Regions from separate parts of the Homo sapiens genome. Here region 1 is linked to region 2. Evidence: chromatin contacts called from ENCODE Hi-C data. All regions are on one chromosome and are shown on one strand. The core of a region is the stretch at or near the end of the contact, and the rest is flanking DNA. Distances in the headings are between cores, read along the strand shown. Region 1 holds the start of FBXW11 (F-box and WD repeat domain containing 11). Region 2 holds the start of RARS1 (arginyl-tRNA synthetase 1).

Region 1 (6,805 bases), core at 261-2,760, 3.5 Mb after region 2:
GTTAAATGGGGGAAGTGGCTCTGATGTCACCAACCCTACCCAGTGGAATCACTGACTCAATAAACATTTTCACACTGAAGAAAATCTGGCTAGGAAAACATTTTGCTGGGTTAAGTAGATTCTTCCACCTCTCCTCTCAACCCTGGGGAAGAAGTTGTTACCGTGTTAGGAAAGATACAAAGAAACTGTCAAGGCTTCCATAGGAAGAAATCCTGGACATGTCCATTTGCTGATGCAGACTTCCTCTTCCCAGCTCTCCAGAGCCCAATTTGATTTCCCTCATGTTCACGTTGGCAGGTAATATCTGCCATATTTTATTTCTTCCACCAAATCATCCATCAATTAGCAAATTCTTCACTTCTAGCCACTCTCTCACTGTCCTGTTCCTAAAAACCCCTTCTGGTTTCAAATCCTAAAGCTTCGGAGGAGGGTGGAGGGTGTCCACGGACCGGGAGTCTGGCCTGGCTGCCAGTGGTTTCTAACAGAAGAGTGGTCGCTTCCCCCGGGGGCCAAGGATTCCCCTCTTTTTTTTTTCTTTCTGAGAAGAAAGACCTCGCGGCAGTGATGAGGATGGCTCCCTCCCCAGTCATCTCCAATTTCCCAAAGCAGCTCTGGAAAACGTGAAGTTGCGCCTTCTCTTTCCTGGAGGATGGAATCCAGAGTACCTGGGCCCTTGCTATGCAAACATCCCTCTCCGCCGGGTAGGAAACCCTTTGTCCGAGAAGCCGGACACCACAAGGGCCCGGGAAAGAGGCCTCCTTATCCGCCACAGCCTCAAACCCGAAAGCTCCCTGCCCCCCCAGCTCTGTAGGGCCTATCCTGGCATCCACACAGACCTAGGCTGGGGAGTGGGTGCTGAGACCTCTCCTAGGACGCGGAGGCCCAGGCGGCCCCAACCCATCTCCGTACTCCTTCCCACCATCTCACTCGGCCTGAGTGGGGCTTGCAAGCGCGGTGCGGGCCTGGGCCGAAACAGAGGAAAGAAAAAAAAATCCCTTTCTAAAAGAAGGAGAATGGGGTGCTAGAGCGAGTGCGACCTAAGTCTACAGCATAAACGAGCGAGGGTCGTCCGAGAGCTGGGACCGGAGACGGGACCAGGGGGAGGGGGAGAAGCGAGGGGCATGGAGGGGGCCGGGCCAGGACCGGCCGGAGATGTCGAGGGATCAGAGGAGCCCGCGCCAGGTCCGAGGCCAGGGAAGGCTGGGGGCCCGGGTCTGGGTCGAGGCGTCTGGGAAGGGCCAGAGCCGGCCTCGCACCGGACGTTGAGGTGGGCAGGCCCGCCCGGGGCCGGACGGACGGAAGCACAGACGGTCCAGCGGGCCGCACTCACCATGAGCTCGATGGTCTTGTCCTCAATCACCGAGTCGGGCTCCATGGCGGCCCCGGCGGCCCCGCCTCGCTCTCCCCGCGCAGCAGCGAACGGCCCGGGCGGAGGAGGCGACGGCGGAGGCGGCAGAGGCGGAGGCGGCTATCGCACCCACTCTAGCTGCCAGCCCGCCCGGGCCGCCGGCAGCTCCGCCCTCCCCCTCGGCGAACGCAGTACGCAGATCGGGGACTACACCTCCCAGCAGGCGCCGCGGCCCGCAGAGCGTTGTGGGACCGAGCCTCTGACACCAGGTTGCTGGCTCTTGGCAGCCCGAAGCTGAACTCCGAGCTGAGAGTAGCACTGGACGGTGGGCGTAGGACGTGCAGACCTGAAGAGTTAAGAGCTTGCTCATGGCAGGGCCTCGAGAGCGCCACGACTACGTGTCCCAGAAAGCCGTGCGCCCGGGTTGTCCTTCCGGCTAGCTTCTCTTGACTTCCTGGCAGCCCAAGGCTGCCCAGACCGGGACGGAAACTCCGAGGCAACTCCTCACTTGTCGGAGGTCCTGCGTATGCGACCCATTTCCGCACATGCGCGGTCCATGCCGCAGTGCTCCCTAGACGCCTAGGTAGCTGCGCGGCCCGTCCGGCAGTGTCTGATGGTAGGGGCAGATGGTGGAGACAGGTGGGTTCTAGGTGCGTTAGGAAGGTGTATAGACCTGGGGCTCAGGTGTGGGAAGGGGCCAGCGAGTGAGAGAAGCTCGGCCTGGGGAAGAGGCTCTGAGAGGATGGGCATCCCAGGAGTGAGAGTTTCGAGATTTCTTCGGGAAAGACGGGGTTTTGGGAAATGTGCTGTGGTGCTGTCTGTATGTCACACGATCTGCGAGGAGCTGCGAGATTAAAGGGGACGTGCGTATATCGAGCCCCTCATTCATTCGTTCAGAAAATGGTTATTTTTTAAGCATCCAGCTTCCGCTGCGTACCGTTCTAGGCGCTGAGAATCAGCTCTGAACATGACAGACAAGGCTCCTGTTCTCATGGAGCTTAATTCTGGTGGAGGGACGACAGACACTAACCAAAAGAGTGGCTAAGAAGGAACACACAAGCGGAGACTCCTTCTAGTGAACTCAGCCTCCAACTCTGTGTAACTTAGGTCTGTCCGTGCCCTCTAACCAAATCCCACCAGGAAGACACGGATCGTTGAACAAGCTGGGTTTATTACTAGTTGCAGTGACTGAGAACACACATTGAGGAACGATAGGGCCTCTCGGTAAGAGTTGTTAGTGATTTGGGAGAGGGTTTAAGGAAGTGAGAGCTTCACTGGATTAGATACTGTCAGGAAGAGAGGGTCGTTCCATGATTGAGCATCTCAGTTCATCTTATCTAGAGGAAGGGAATTCTAGATTGAGGCTAAAGCTGTGCAGATAAAGAAACAGCAGCCTGGCCGGGCGCAGTGGCTCACGCCTGTAATCCCAGCACTTTGGTAAACCGAGGCAGGCGAATTGCTTGAGCGCAGGAGTTCCAGACCAGCCTGGGCAACATGGCGAAACTCTTCTCTACAAAAAATACAAAAATGAACCGGGCCTGGTGGTGCGCGCCTGTCATCTCAGTTACTTGGGAGGCAGAGGTGGGACGATCGCTTGAGCCCAGGAAGTGGAGGTTTCAGTGAATGGAGATCGCACCACTCCACTGTACCCTGAGTGATAGAGCCAGACCTTGTCTCAAAAACGAAAAAAAAAAAAAAAAGTGCAGCAGCAGCTCCCTCATATTAGCCAAGTGGGGATGTTGAGTCATTTTTTGTGGTTTGGACAATCATCAGGTTTTATCTTTTTATCGTGTTTAGACCTGATTATAGAGTGGTCTTGTATTTGTCTGGATCTATCATGGTCACAGAATGACCTCGTCTGATGTTGATGTTCTTTGGAATTGTTTTTGTTCTACAGGAAAACACAAAGCCTAGCTATAAGGGCCAGGCTGTGGTCTAGTAACATCATGGCATGGCTGATTGTACCAGGCCAGCTTCCAGATATCAGAGGCTGCTTTTCACTTTCTCAAAGTGTTTTTGCATTCTCTGCACCTATAAAGTCAAAGAGGCTGGATGACCTAGAAATCTTTCCATTACCAAGGACCAAGTTACAGTAATTTGCATGCATTCAGGACACAGTATAAGTTCCCTGCAGGTAGACTTTGAAGTTTCATAGTCCTTACCTGGTGCTTTTCACCAAGGGAATTGAAAGAAAAGCAATAGGAAGAGCACAGAATTGGAAAGTTCTTACCACTGTCATGCTATCTGAATTTCACCAGGTCCGTTCCACTATGGCCCTTAGGACATTCATTAGTAAAACAAAGGGATTAGATATGACCTCTATTTCAGTTACCTGTTGCAACACAACAAACCTCCGAAGACTTAGTAGCTTAGAATAACAATGGTTTATTATGATTTTACAATTGTGTGGGCTGACCCGGGCTCAGCCGGGGCCCACATGCAATCAGCTGGGAACTCATTCAAAATGACTTTTCATCTTCTAGGGCCTCTCCTCCCTGTGGCTTTTTATCATTCAAACGTCTGCATAGTGACTTGAGAAAGGACAAGCCCCAGTGAACAAATGCTTATCAAACCTCTGGTATGCACCACACTTGGTAATGTCCCGTTGGCCAAAACTAGTAGTATGGCCACACCCATAGTCAGTGTGGGAAAGGATTGTACAGGGGCATAAAAACAGGCATGGGGTAGGAGTCACAAGCTGGATGTGACCCTCCCCCCGCCGACCCGGCACATACATATGTTTGTCCTATACCGTCTTTTTTACTGTTTTTAAAATTTGATGTTCAGGTTTTCAAAATCTGAATTTCCAGCTTTTCTTGAAAAATTAGAATATCTGACAATTAGATCTACATGGCAACAATATGCAGGGGTTAAATAGCAACTACCTTTATTTAAGCATATATTCTATGGTTTTCCACAGTTGCCATCACTCCTTTTTGCCTTGTATCTGCATGCTTCACTCATTTAAGTTGCATCCCTAACCTGTATAGATATTTGAGTTTGCATCCCCTGGCATTGGAACTGTAGTGGAGATAAATCAAGGTTTCTGTCCTTTTATTAAAATCGTATACCTGGGAGCATAGGGAGGGGCTACCATCTCTGTGGCTGCACCATGATCTACAAAAAAAAAAAAAGAAAATTGTATGCTGCCTTAAAAGGAAAAAAGTACTAATATTATTAGGTCAAATTCCAGGAGCTCAGTGGGGTTAAAAGCTCATACATAGGAATTAGCCAAGTATGATGGCTCACGCTTGTGGCTGCAACTACTCAGGAGGCTGAGGTGGGAGGATCACTTGAGCCTGAGAGGTCAAGGGTGCAGTGAGCCATGATTGCACCACTGTATTCCAGCCTGGGTGACAGAATGACCAGCTTGGGTACCAGACCAGCTTGGGTGACAGAACAAGACCCTGTCTCAAAACAACAACAATAAATAAATAAATAAACACTATATATATGATAAAAGAAGTCTTATCCAAGCTACGTAAGAGGCAAGCTGAGCCAAGGCTTTATCACCTTGCTCTCACCTCTTCTCAAACAAGAACTCAGGTGCTCTTATTGCTTCAGGCTTGATGGCAGCTGTTGATTAGATTTGGTCATAGACAAAGGCAGAACACCCTGAGGCATATTTTCCCACCGTGTTTCAGATAGCTCTTCACTGAGGTTTGCAAGACATGATCATAACAAAGTGGTACAGGTCGTGATTCCCCTGAGGTCCAGTTCAGAACCCAGAATTGCTTAGATTGTACAAAGGCACAATGGTGCATTACATAAACTGTACAATGTAACACTCCTTCTGGGGTCTCAGGACAGCACTCCGTAATCAAATACCTTCTTCTGCAGCAGAACATGTATGTGCCTGCCATCAATTTATAACCTCATAGCTCCAAATCTAACCTTCTTTTCTATGCTTTGAAATACTGGAGCAGGATCCTGTAAATACTTCTCTGCCAGCTGGCACAGTGTTTAACTTTGTCAGTAGAGAGCACTAGAGGAACACAGCAGAATGAAGGGGCTTCTCATCCTGGTTCCAGTGTACTTTCTTTTCCTTCTTGCTTTGTGGCACATGGCAGCAAATGGCTTATAGAACCATCCCTTCCTCCCCACACACAAAGGGGGCTGGGACATTCAGAGGGTGGTGGCTTCCCGGTGAGTTTAGTGGCACCTCAGTAGGCAATTTCCTGTAACTATATATATATATATATATATATATATATATATATATATATATATATACACACATACATATATATAATATATACATATATATATGTATGTGTATATATATTTATATTTTTATATATTTATATATTTATATTTATATATTTATATATATTTATATTTATATATTTTTATATATTTATATTTTATATATTATATTTATATTTATATATGGAGTCTCGCCCTGTCACCCAGGCGGGAGTGCAGTGGCCGTGACCTGAGCTCACTGCAACCTCCGCCTCCCGGGTTCAAGCAATTCTCCTGCCTCAGCCTCCTGAGTAGCTGGGATTACAGGCGTGCTCCATCAAGTCTGGATAATTTTTTGTATCTTTAGTAGAGACAAGGTTTCACCATGTTGGCCAGGCTGGTCTTGAACTCCTGACCTCGTGACCTACCTGCCTCGGCCTCCCAAAGTGCTGGGAATACAGGCCTGAGCCACCGTGCCCAGGCTTTTTTTTGTTTCTTTTTCTGAGACAGAGTCTAACTCTGTTGCTCAGGCTGGAGTGCAGTGGCGCAATCTTGGCTTACTGCAACCTCCGTCTCCCAGGTTCAAGAGATTCTCCTGCCTCAGCTGCCCATAAGTAGCTGGGATTACAGGTGCGTGCCACCACACCCAGCTAATTTTGGGGGTTGTTTGTTTGTTGAGACAGAGTTTTGCTCTTGTTGCCCAGGCTGGAGTGCAATGGCACAATCTCGGCTCACTGCAACCTCCACCTCCTGGGTTCAAGCAATTCACCTGCCTCAGCCTCCCAAGTAGCTGGGATTACAGGCGCCCACGACCACACCTGGGTAATTTTTTGTATTTTTAGTAGAGACAGGGTTTCACCATGTTGGTCAGGCTGGTCTTGTACTCTTGACCTCAGGTGATCCACCCGCCTTGGCCTCCCAAAGTGCTGGGATTACAGGCGTGAGCCACCTTGCTGGGTGGCAACCTCCTGTAACTCTTTTTTTTTTTTTTTTTTAAGACTGAGTCTTGCTCTGTCACCCAGGCTGGAGTGCAATAGTGCAATCTCGGCTCACCACAACCTCCGCCTCCTGGGTTCAAGCCACTCTCCTGCCTCAGCCTCCCAAGTAGCTGGGATTACAGGTGCATGCCACCACGCCCAGCTAATTTTTGTATTTTGAGTAGAGACGGGGTTTACACCATGTTGGCCAGGCTGGTCTTGAACTGCTGACCTCGTGATCCACCCACCTCAGCCCCCCAAAGTGCTGGGATTACAGGTGTGAGCCACCACGCCC
Region 2 (6,735 bases), core at 1,925-4,424:
ACCCAGTGGATTCTTCCTGCCTGCTGCACAACAAAATTGACTCATGGGCACCATGGCATTGCAATAAAGAAAGTTTAATTGACACAAGTCTGGCCACACAGTGTAAGAGACGGAGTTATTACTCAAATCAATCTCCCTGAAGGCTCCTAGGTTAGGGGTTTTTCAAATATAGTTTGCTGGGCAGTGGGGTAGGGTAGGGAACATGCTAACTGGTTGAGTTGGAGATGAAATCATAAGAAATCGAAGCTGTCCTCTTGTGCTGAGTCAGTTCCTGGGTAGGGGCCACAGGACTGACTGGTGGGTCCAGGTGGGGCCACCCGGTTGTCAGAAATGCACAAACCTGAAAAGACATCTCAAAAGGCCAATCTTAGGTTCTACAATAGTAATGTTATCTGCAAGAGTTATTGCAGAAGTTGCAAATCTGACCTCCAGAATAATGGCTGACAATTATTTAGAATTCAAGTCCCTCTCATTCTCATAGTTTAGTTGCCTTGCATTAGTTTTACAAGAACACTTTGATTTTGGGGAAGGGCTAATATCATTTCAACTATAAACTAAATTTTCCACAAAGTTAGCTTGGCCCATGCCCAGAAATGAGCAAAGACAGACAGCCTGTGAAGCAAGATGTCAAATTTCTCTTACTGTCATAATTTTGCAAATGCCATTTCAGGAACATGCACAGTAGTCCCCCCTACTTATGTGCTCAAGATATTAAGTGGAAAATTACCAATTCATAGGCTTAAATAACCAATTCAGAAATAACCAATTCATAGGTCTTAAAATGCATGCCATTTCTTGGTAGCATGATGAAATCTCCACCGTCCCATTCTGTCTTGCCCAGGATATGAATCCCCCCTTGCCCAACAAATTCATGCTGTCTACACTACCCACCCATTAGTCACTTATTAGCCCTCTGAATTACTGGATTGAAAAAACATAGTATATATATAGGGCTTGGTACTATTCACGGTTTCAGGCATCCACTGAGGGGTGTTGCAATGTATCTCCCACGGATAAGGAAGGACTGGTATATTAACACTTTTATTTGATTTACAAAATAAAGGATAGTTTATATAGTTCTGGGTAAAATTAATTAATTAATTTAAAAGGAAAAAAGATAAAGGCAAACTTTAAGCTTGTTAAAAATTAAGTAAAATAATTTGGATTATTTAATTGGACAAAGAGGACTGGCTTTGCCAATGAAACAATATGGCCGACATGTTCCATAAATTGGACAAGCTAAACTTGCAAATCCACAGTTTTGACGAAAATATAGTGAGAGCACTTATGAAACATCATGCCAGAAAATAATCCATTCCCAGAAGTTGTGAAAAGAGTTTTTAGATGTCTTTTTTTTTTTTTTTTTTTTTTTTTTGAGACAGAGTCTCACTCCGTTGCCCAGGCTGGAGTGCAGTGGCCAGATCATGGCTCACTGCAACCTCAAACTCTTGGGTTTAAACAATCCTGCCTCCTAAGTCTCCTATATAGCTGGGACTACAGGTGCACACCACCATGCCTGGCTAATGTTTTGTATTTTTGGTAGAGACGATGTTTCACCATTTTTTCCAGGCTGGTCTTGGACTCCTGGGCTCAAGAAATCTGCCTGCCTCAGCCTCCCAAAGTGCTAGGATTACAGACATGAGCCACTGTGCCTAGCTCGATGTCAACTTTTAAAAGTATACACTGGGATATGAATTTTTAAAATACTTTTATGAGGCACGGAAGCGAAAACGTTTAGAGTGCTACTTTCTAAGTTCTGGAGTCATAGAGAAGAGTGAACAAGATAATTAAGGTCCCTGCCCTCTTAGAACATATATCCCAGGTTTGCTGTTTATAATTTTAACTCAATATATATACAATGAAATATTATTCAGCCTTATAAAAGAAAACCCTGTTATGGGTGACAACATAGATGAACCTGGAGAACATTATGTTGGTGCAATAAGCCGGGCACAGAAAGACAAATACTACATTAGCCCATGTATATGTGTAATCTAAAAAATTCAGATTCATAGAAGCAGAGCATAGAATGGTGGTTGTCAGGGCTTCAGAGGTAGGAAAGATGGGAGATGTTGCTCAAAGTTACAAAGTTTCAGTTAGGCGGGATGAATAGATTCTAGAGATGTAATGTATATTGTATACTTGCAGTTTTCGTTTTCGTTTCGTTTTGTTTGTTTTTAAATAGAGAGAGAAAAGGTCTCACTCTGTCATCCAGGCAGAGTACAGTGGCATGATCATGGCTCACCGCAGCCTCAAATTCTTGGGCTCAAGTGATCCTCCCACCTCAGCCTCCTATATACCAGGGACTACAGGCACATGCCACCATGCCCGGCTATTTTTCCATTTTTTTGTAGAGACGAGGTCTTAGCTGTTTCCCAGGATGAGAATAGATCTTAAATGTTCACAGCACACACGCGCGCGCGCGCGCGCGCACACACACACACACACACACATGCAAATGATAACTGTATGAGATGAAGGTTATGTTAATTATTTTGGTTGTGGTAATCATTTCAGAATGTATACATATATCAAAACATTACGTTGTACATCGTTATGATATACAATCTTTGTCAATTATACCTCAATAAAACTGGAAAAATAAATAAGATTTTAACTCAAATGTCACTTGCTTAGAGATGTCTTCTCTCACCCAAGTCACTCTATCACATTGCCTTCCTAGCAATTAAAACTACCTGAGATTATTGCCTTTTTTGGTCTATTTTCTCTCTCCATTCTAAAATGTGTCTGCCGTGAGAGGGGAGATCGTGTCTGTTTTGTTTTCTTTGTGCCCCCAGAGCCTAGAATACTGTCTGGCATTTTAAAGTACACAATAAATGTTTGTTGAATAAATGAATGGATTTGTTAGTTTTGTGCCCATTTCACAAAGGGGCAAAGTGAGGCCTTTGAGAGCCAGAAGCTCTAGGTCAGTGACTGTCCTAGTCTATCCAAGCACAGAGCAGCTCTGGTTAGTGTCTGCTCAATTCCTCTCCCCTCGCCCAAACGTCCCTGAGTTGCGGCCTCGCTCCTGACCGAAATCCCCGCGGGTTCTCCTCGCAGTGTCTACTGGATCCCGCCAGGAGGCAGCAGAGGCGCCAGCACCCAGTCCGACGGGACAGCGGACCGGAGGGGGTTTCCGCTTCCGGGAGAGGCTGACCGTTTCCGCTTCCGTCCACTTGGCGAGTGAGACGCTGATGGGAGGATGGACGTACTGGTGTCTGAGTGCTCCGCGCGGCTGCTGCAGCAGGTTTGGACGCAGGAGACCGGCGGGAAGGCCTGAAAGAGATGGAGCAGGCTCTGACTCCTGCCCAAGCGGCTTCGGGGGCGGGACAGCTAGGCGAGGACCATCCTGGTCCTCTCAGAGTGGAGCGGCACGGTCCCTGTGGGAACAGGAAGGGTTGAGAGAGGAAGCACCCATCATTTCAAAGCCCGTGTGACTGTGATTTTCAGCGGAATGGAGGGTCCCCACCCTCTCCCAGGCCTCCCCCAAACCAGCGTCTTCGGTGGGCTGGAGCCTGGCATGTTCAGAACAGTTCTCTCCCTACAATCCACCTCCTCTTCTGCATACACACGCGATTTAGGGGATGCGGGGAGATAGACAAGGGGGGAATACATTCAGAGCTCTGGGTCTTGGTTTGCAGCTCAGCCGCAGTTCTTCCCGGGTTACTGAGCGAGAGGATTCCTAATAAGCCCATGGGGTGATTCATTATCAGACCAGCGGAGCTTGCTCTGTGCCCTCAGCATTCGTCGGGAAGGAGCAGCCACACCATATAAAAGTGAAAGCGGCCGGGCGCGGTGGCTCATGCCTGTAATCCCAGCACTTTGGGAGGCCGAGGTGGGCGGATCACGATGTCAGGAGATCGAGACCATCCTGGCTAACACAGTGAAACTCCGTCTCTACTGAAAATACAAAAAAACTTAACCGGCTGTGTTGGGGGGGGTCCCTGTATTCCTAGCTACTCGGGAGGCTGAGGCAGGAGAATGGCGTGAACCCGGGAGGCGGAGCTTGCAGTGAGCAGAGAGCACACCACTGCACCACAGCCTGGGCGACAGAGTGAGACTCCGTCCCCCTACAAAAAAAAAAAGTGAAAGCGGAACAGTTCCATTACCTTTTATGCCCAGGTGGGGAGGGATGGTAGGAAGATAGTTCACAGTACTCTGTCCTGTTACGGCTGTATACTTAATCAGCAGTCACAAAGTACAAGTTAGTCAAGTAAATTGGCAAGCTCTTTACATTTCTGAGCCATTTATTTATCGGTATGTATTTATCTTTGCCTCACTTGGTTGTGATAATCATGAAGGTAATTTCTGAAAAGTGTTTTTAGCTCAGCTCCTGGAACATAATGTATGCTCATTTTTGGCAATTTGGTTTTGGCTGTAGCTATCTCCCAGTAAGTATTCTGAAATTTCAGGTGAGGAACTCCCCCTGAGTTTTGCAGTTTAAGTTGGAAGCTTTATTTCTTTCTGAATTGACATGTCTTTAGTTTTAGATGTTAAACTACAAAGCCTGGTCTGGTCTAGTCTAGGACCTAAGACACTGGAAACAGGAAGAAATGGGAAAATTGTTTAGTCCCAGAAAGGGTGAAAGGCAGACCCTTGAGCTATTTTGAATGTGACAAAGGACATTTGGGTTTTTTAAGAGTCCCAGGTCATAGGATTTGGGAATAAAAGCAGGTTGGTCAACCTGAAACTTAACTACTCTTGCTAAATCAGAGTGTTTATCGAGCCAAAGAAAAGAACTAGGGATATGAGACATGAGGCATATCCCATTATATACTTACTCCGATTCCTGTCTCCCAAAACACATGTATGTGTGGTTAATATATTCTTTTTCTTTTTCTTTTTTTTTGAAACAGAGTCTCGCTCTGTCAAGCAGACTGGAGTGCAGTGGCACGATCTCGACTCACCGCAACCTCAGCCTCTGGGATTCAGGCAATTCTCCTGCCTCAGCCTCCCAAGTAGCTAGGATTACAGGCATGCGCCACCATGCCTAGCTAATTTTTGTATTTTTAGTAGAGACAGCGTTTCGCTATGTTTGCCATGCTGGTCTTGAACTCTTGGCCTCAAGTCATCCACCTGCCTAGGCCTCCCAAAGTGCTGGGATTACAGGCGTGAGCCACCATGCCTGGCCAATATTTTCTTATTAAGGATAATATGCTAACGTCAGCAAAAATCTCAGAGGAGAAAGAAACACAGCTCATCAAAGGGAACATTAATGATTCCCATGGTCTATGCCACGCCTTGGTAGAGAGGGGAAATGTGGAAGTAAGTTTATGGACTGAAAAAAGTGCTTTTTTTCCCACAGGAAGAAGAGATTAAATCTCTGACTGCTGAAATTGACCGGTTGAAAAACTGTGGCTGTTTAGGAGCTTCTCCAAATTTGGAGCAGTTACAAGAAGAAAATTTAAAATTAAAGTATCGACTGAATATTCTTCGAAAGGTGAGTACTTTGGGTTCCAGTTTTATTCTCCAGTTTGAATCATTATAGCTTTTTTAAAGCCTTTGTTACCAAAGATTCTGGAAGTATATCCTATGGAATTTGGAAAAGAAGCATAGAAACCCTATTCTTTTCCCTGCATTAGACAACTTAGGACTGAGGTAGTTGGTGCAAATAGTGACAAGTTGGTGTTGTCCTGTCCTTCAGGACTCTTTGAAATGTTTCATCCTGCTAACTGTTTGGCTAACTTAAAGTAGGATTTAGGTAGGGTTGAGGCATTTCTTTTTAAAAATTTATTTATTATTTTTTGAGACAGGGTGTCTGTCACTCAGGCCAGAGTGTGGTGGCATCATCACGGCTCAGTACAGCCTCAACCTTCAGGCTCAAGCAGTCATCCCACCACAGCCTCCTGAGTGGCTGGGACTACAGGCGTGTGCCACCACATCCAGCTAATTTTTTTTTTTTAATAGAGATGGGGTCTTGCTGTGTTGGCCAGGCTGGCCTCGGAATTCCTGGCTTCAAGCAACCCTCCCTGTCTTGGCCTCCCAAAGTGTTGGAATTACAAGTATAACCTACTGCACCCAGCAAGGTTGAGGCATTTCTTTCAACAGTTTATGCCCATGCCTTTTTTAAAAAAACATGTTTGATTTTTAAATCATTGCCTCTATCATAAAGGAAATATTTGAAAATACACCTGCATATTTTCTCTGCCCTAAGTTGGTTATTTTACAGTTTTATATCTTACATAATCATTTGGGGTTTTTTCCACCTGGTATTTCAAAACACTTTTTTTCCCCATGAAGCTTGTGCTATGTTTATTTAATGGTCTCATGATTTAACAGTGTTTTACCAATTTTGTTTTAAAAAAATGAACTTGCTGCAGTTTTTTGGCCTGCCTTTCGTATTTGGTGATGACATATCCCAGAGTGTTGACCTCATTCCCATAATTATTCTCCTGTGTGTATATATTACTGTCAGACAAACTCTGCAGGCATTACATCCTTTTCCCAAAGCTGATTGATCCATTTACTCACCTTAGACTCTATCTTCCCCACTCCCATGACATCTCTCATATTATCTTTTTTTTTTTTTTTTTTTGAGACGGAGTCTCACTCTTGTTGCTCAGGCTGGATTGCAATGGCACAATCTCAGCTCACAATAACCTCCACCTCCCAGGTTCAAGCAATTCTCCTGCCTCAGCCTCCCCAGTAGCTGGGATTACAGGCATGCACCACCACACCTGGTTAATTTTGTATTTTTAGTAGAGACGAGGTTTCTCCATGTTGGTCAGGCTGGTC

Evidence for each region. A loop is a pair of places that touch in the nucleus more often than their neighbours do. Pooled maps may share reads with other maps.
Region 1: a loop to region 2 is called in a map of naive thymus-derived CD4-positive, alpha-beta T cell, with 32 times the contacts of the local background. The contact joins the promoter of FBXW11 here to the promoter of RARS1 in region 2. A Hi-C loop is called at or near these places in 2 of 168 maps with a recorded cell type or tissue (CD4-positive, alpha-beta memory T cell and naive thymus-derived CD4-positive, alpha-beta T cell) and 8 of 50 pooled maps.

What each region holds. Positions count from the first base shown.
Region 1 is chr5:172,005,128-172,011,932 of GRCh38, forward strand. FBXW11 (F-box and WD repeat domain containing 11) reads right to left here and starts at 1,511. Exons shown (of 14, transcript NM_001378974.1): 1 at 1,331-1,511. The coding sequence starts at 1,375. RefSeq lists enhancers at 676-795, 1,395-2,022, 1,566-1,835, 3,278-3,905 and silencers at 1,136-1,245, 1,256-1,535.
Region 2 is chr5:168,483,297-168,490,031 of GRCh38, forward strand. It overlaps RARS1 (arginyl-tRNA synthetase 1), which reads left to right and starts at 3,175. Exons shown (of 15, transcript NM_002887.4): 1 at 3,175-3,247; 2 at 5,306-5,440. The coding sequence starts at 3,203.